Linked DNA regions of Homo sapiens: region 2 is linked to region 1. The links are chromatin contacts, found by Hi-C or POLR2A ChIA-PET in ENCODE. All regions are on one chromosome and are shown on one strand. Each heading gives the region's core, a stretch centred on a gene start or an enhancer-like site at or near the end of the contact. The rest is flanking DNA. Distances are from core to core; before and after follow the strand shown. Region 1 overlaps KIF26B (kinesin family member 26B). Region 2 overlaps KIF26B (kinesin family member 26B).

Region 1 (2,700 bases), core at 172-2,671:
CCCTTCCCAGGTCTTTTTCCTGATCCAGTAGAGAATTAACTAAGAATCTGGCACTTTTTGAAGTCTGATAAGAAACATTTACCATCTATTCTCTCCAAAGCCTGCTACCTGGAGGCTTCATCTGCATAATAAGAACCTTGGTTTCCATAACCCCTTATCTTAACCCAGACACTCCCTTCTATTGATTCCAGGTCTTTAGATAAACTCAACCAATTGCCAATCAGAAAGTGTTTGAATCCACCTGTGACCAGGAACCCCCTCAGCAATCCTCTGAGTTGTCCTGCCTTTCAGGACCAAAGCAATGTACATCTTACATGTATTGATTGACCTCTTGTGTTTCCCTACAATGTATACAACCAAGCTATAGCCCGACCACTTGGGCACGCATTCTCAGGATCTCCTGGGGCTGTGTCACAGGCCACGGTCACTCATATTTGGCTCAGAATAAGTCTCTTCAAACATTTTACAGAGTTTGACTCCTTTTGTTTACATGGGATTGACAGATGATATCCCCTGCCTCGAGGGAATACGTGTGTGGGCATCTGAAATGTCATCTCAGCTCACCTCTCAATGAGTGGGAAGAGACTGGAACACTTTTCTCCATGGTCCTTGAATTTTTGTCGTTAAACGAGTTACTCTTCAGGGCCCGTCGTGTGAAAAGCTTTGCTGCACATCAGCCTGGAGGAAGGCTGGACAGGAGAAATAGCTTCCCACCAAAGCCCTCCCGTGTCTAGAAGCATCACAGTGGCCCTTGCTTAGGTGGCAGAGGACAGGGGTAGATATTTGTGATCAAGAAAGTTGGTCAGGCCGGGTGCAGTGGCTCATACCCGTAATCCCAGCACTTTGGGAGGCCAACGTGGACGAATCACTTGAGGCCAGGAGATCAAGACCAGCTTGGCCAACATGGTGAAACCCCATCTTTACTAAAAATACAAAAAGTAGCTGGGCATGGTGGCACATGCCTGTAATCCCAGCTACTCGGGAGGCTGAGGCTGGAGAATTGCTTGAACCGGGAAGGCGGAGGTTGCAGTGAGCTGAGATCATGCCACTGCACTCCAGCCTGGTGACAGAGTGAGACTCTGTCTTAAAAAAAAAAAATGTTGCTCAGAAGCTTCTCGATCTTGTCACATTCTCCGGTGGTGAGTTGAGAGCAGCCCAGGCCTGGGGTCCTAGGGAGCTTGACGTGGCTACTGTTCTAGACAGTGCTGAGTTTGTCATCACCTTGCTTTCATTATGATTTCCTCCTCCTCGTCACCACCTACGGTGTTTATGGAGTTCGCTGTACATGAAGCCCCAGCGTCCAGAGGTGTAAGACAGAGCCCCTTCTAGGAGCTGCTGTCCATCCCACTGAAAGGCAGGTCTGACACAGAAGAGACAAACAACCATACTGGGCCTCTGGGGCCCCGTGAGATGTGAACTTCAGGTACCAGAGTGCATGCGGGAGGAGGCCTGGGTGCCCTGGGGACCCAAAGCAGGAGCTCATTTCTGACCTGCCTCTCTCACCAAGCTTCCTTTGCTGAATGCCGTGGGCAAACAGTGGTGTTGGTATTGGAGCAGGATCAAAGCTCATTCCTGGCTAACCTGCAAAAATGAGCAGGTAAACAAATGGGATCCATAAAATAGAGACTAAAATGAAAGTTTGTCTTACTGTGATTAGCAACTGGCCCCTTTCCAAATTCCACCTGCTCTGCGTGGAGCTGTGGCGTCTCATTCCAAGAGCCTTCTCACAGCATCTGACCCGGGCCTGGGGTAACAGTACACTGGGGTTTGCCAAGGATAACCATAGCAAGGCAGCTACAGGAGCACAGCATGGTGGGGGGGCATGAAATCAGAACAAGCAGGACCCACGGGCGGGGGTGAGAGCAAGTGGCTGGGAGGCAGAGGCAGAAGTGATGGCTGCTGACTCACCGTGTGTCTGCCAGGTTGCTTAACCCATCTCCGCTCCGGTTTTCCCATGCGTGAGCCCTCTGCAGTGTGTGGCATGCTGATCGGCCTCTGGCATGAAGAGTAAAAGCAAGGCCACATAAAAATCACAGGTGCCCCTCGCTTCGTGCAACATGTGTGCCAGTCCAGTTTCTGCAACAGCCCCCCAGGCGCTGAGCCTGCTCCATGGGTTGGGAGATGTTAGACCTCAAGCTGTGCCCCTAGCTGGGTGGGTATGGGAAGTTACATGGCAGTGCTGGCTGCATTCTGCTTATCACTGAAAGAAGTGGCTTTGGAATGGGTGATTTCTTAAGGTGTTTCCCCACTCAGTTCTTCTGTTCATTTTTGTACATTATTATCTCTTCATTGTTGTACATTTGTTGGAGCTTAGCCCCAACAGTGCCTGCCTAGGTGGTGCGGACTGAGGAATAGAGATGGAGTAATCATGATATCCAATGTCTTATCTCACTGGCCTCCCCGCCCCACCACATCCCTTCCCATTGGACGGTGAGGACTGAGGCTCCATCGCTGAAATGCACACGTGTTACCAGGCAGGGTTGTGAGGGCCAGTTCAATGAACATAAATACCCTTGTCAGATCAGTTGTCATGATTCTAGAGAATAAGGCCGGAGGAAGTGAGCATGCTGATACTAAAGAACAGGGGAGAGAATACTGGGTTTGGTTGTGCCTGGTCACTAAAAGCAAACTTCACCCACTGAGAACCTGCTAGTCAACCTCCTATGATGTTCAGAAGCCTCTTGAATGTTGATAATTAAT
Region 2 (2,700 bases), core at 124-2,623, 53 kb after region 1:
TATATATTAGGTATATTTTATATATATGTATATCCTATTAGTCCTGTTTCTCCAGAGAACTCTGGCGAATACAGACATTCCATATGCAAAGAGAGGCCGCGTGGTCTTAGGTACTAGTTGTAAAATTATAATATATATTATATTATATATAATATTTAATATATATAATAAATCAATAAATATATATCTCACTATATATATCTCTTACTATATATATAAATCAATAAATATCTCTCTCTCACTATATGTATATATATCCTATTAGTCCTGTTTCTCCAGAGAACTCTGGCCAATACAAACACTCCATATGCAAAGAGAGGTCACGTGATCTTAGGTACTAGTTGTAACATTATAATATATATTATATATAATATTTATTTTATATAATAAATCAATAAATATATATCTCACTATATATAAATATCTCTCACTATATATACATATCAATCAATAAATATCTCTCTCTCACTATATGTATATATATATATCCTATTAGTTCTGTTTCTCCAGAGAACCCTGGCAAATACAAACATTCCATATGCCAAGAGAGATAGCGTGGTCTTAGGTACTAGTTGTACAATTATTTTACATTTGAAGAGGTAAACCTTTGGGTTCATAGGCTTTCTAACTGATGTCATGGAGTGGTGGGAGGGTTTTGTTTTCCCTTATCCATTAACTTTATTCTTAAAATAACAATATCACTAATAACATTTATGGCATACTTGTAAGCACTTCACATATATTCTCTCACTTAGCATCATGACAATATTCTAAGGGGACTGAGGCACTCAGAGCTTAGGAAACTCGTTCAAGGTCACCTAGCTAGGAAACGATGTGCTGTTTTCAAGGCCCTCATCTGAATAAAACTATCTTCCCTTTACTCTCAGCGGTGAAAATGGGGGAGAGATCTGTATTGGAAGCTCATTCAGATGTTGCCTTCTTTTGCACTCGAAGGCTTTGCTCTCTGAAGGCAGGAAGCAGCAGGCACGTGTGCAGGGAAGGCTGTGTATGTGGCATGTGCAGGCAGCAGCAGCAACGCGGGACGATGGGGAGAGAGCCCAGGGGAGGGAGGATGCCTGCAGAAGCGGCTGTGATGTGTGGGAAGCCCCGCTGGGCCGGCACTGTGGAAAGGTGACCTGCAGAGCCACAGCTGCAAATGAACCACTAATTTTCCCATCTCTGCTTGCAATTTACAAAGCACTTTCCTGGTGTCATGAGTAGCTCCCAAGTATCAGAGCAGGGATTGAAACTTAAGTTGTTTGACGCTACACTCTGATTTCCTCACCCCACCTCACTGTCTTGCCAGTTCCAACTGTACCCCTCAGGAATTTCTATCAGGAGTCTGTGTCAACATCAGCATGAAGCTGAAGAAGGAGAAAGGAAATGGGGCAACAAAGCACACAGATGTTCCTAAAAAGCAAAAGCGGAAGAGAGAAGCTAGACTCGCCTGTCTCTGGTTTTTCTCACCGCCTGATTGTTCCTTTCAGATGACCCGCATCTCTCGGAGCTGACCTCAGCTCAGCAAGGGTGCCTGTGACCCATGGAGCAGTGGCCACTATCTCTGCATTGTGGGAGGGTGGTCCGTGTTGGGTCTGCAGGGTCGTTGTCACAGCGATGAATGTGTAGATCTGTGCTTGCTGAAGCTCAGGCTGGTCGCTGTCTTGTCATCGTCTCCTGTTACACAGCTTTCAGGCTGCTTTTTTGGGGAAGTTAGACTCGCCTGCTCTTTTTTGGGGAAGTTCCACCTCACTGCAGCCGGGTATGGTGGTTTGCTCCTGTAGTCCTAGCTACTTGGGAGGCTGAGGCAGGAGGATTGCTTGAGCCAGGAGTTCGAGGCTGCAGTGAGCAGAGATCACACCACTGCACTCCAGCTTGGGTGACAGAGTGAGACCCTGTCTCTAAAATAAAATAAAATAAAAATAATAAATAAATAAATAAATCACCCCTTGGCCAGGCGCAGTGGCTCATGCCTGTAATCCCAGCACTTTGGGAGGCCAAGGTGGGTGGATCACCTGAGGTCAGGAGTTCGAGACCAGCCTGGGCAACATGGGGAAACCCTGTCTCTACCAAAAGTACAAAAATTAGCCTGGTGTGGCAGGCGCCTGTAATCTCAGCTACTCAGGAGGCTGAGGCAGGAGAACGGCTTGAACCCAGGAGACAGAGGTTGCAGTGAGCCGAGATCATGCCATTGCACTGCAGCCTGGGCGACAGAGCAAGACTCCATCTCAGAAAAAGAAACAAAAAAATCACCGTTTAACTCAGAATCAGCCACGCTGAATTGAGGTGAGGTTTTATGCATATCAGATTGAAGACCTCCTCCGGGGAGTGGTAGGCTGATGGCTTAGTCATCCTATAAAGAGCCCAGCATCTGACTGCACAGCTGGGTCTACCTACAGCATGGAGATGGCTATCTGGGAATAATGGGCACTAGAATTGGAGGATCCTGATGAACCACTTCCTGGCCCCTTGCTTGTGCCACCTCCCTTCCCGCCAGGTAAATATTGCTTAGACACCCAGCTTCTGATTAAAGCCACATGATGGAACTTGTCCTAAGGATGCAACTGATGGCCCGTGTCAGCTTGTTGGAGTTAAAAAATATATTTTAATTTGTTTAGCTCTCTGGGGAAATTATCTGAGCCTGCATGTGATAATCAACTTTCACATGAGCTTTCAAGAGACCTGAAATGATTTGAGCAACAA

The links. A loop is a pair of places that touch in the nucleus more often than their neighbours do. ChIA-PET counts read pairs that join two places held with the same protein, here RNA polymerase II (POLR2A). Pooled maps may share reads with other maps.
Region 2: a loop to region 1 is called in a map of CD14-positive monocyte, with 2.5 times the contacts of the local background. The contact joins two enhancer-like sites. A Hi-C loop is called at or near these places in 3 of 168 maps with a recorded cell type or tissue (CD14-positive monocyte, CD4-positive, alpha-beta T cell and astrocyte of the cerebellum) and 1 of 50 pooled maps. POLR2A ChIA-PET finds 5 or more read pairs at or near these places in 2 of 52 experiments (OCI-LY7 and activated CD4-positive, alpha-beta T cell).

The regions. Positions count from the first base shown.
Region 1 is chr1:245,256,935-245,259,634 of GRCh38, forward strand. The region is part of intron 2 of KIF26B (kinesin family member 26B); the gene reads left to right. Among named protein-coding and RNA genes, the nearest start is that of KIF26B-AS1, 24 kb to the left of the region's middle. RefSeq lists enhancers at 1-688, 1,557-2,424. Within about 2 kb of position 1,422, at least 5 of the 41 ENCODE cell types and tissues checked have a DNase peak (open chromatin) inside an H3K27ac peak, as active enhancers do.
Region 2 is chr1:245,309,703-245,312,402 of GRCh38, forward strand. All of the region lies in intron 2 of KIF26B (kinesin family member 26B), which reads left to right. Among named protein-coding and RNA genes, the nearest start is that of KIF26B-AS1, 77 kb to the left of the region's middle. RefSeq lists a silencer at 1,552-1,727. Within about 2 kb of position 1,374, at least 3 of the 41 ENCODE cell types and tissues checked have a DNase peak (open chromatin) inside an H3K27ac peak, as active enhancers do.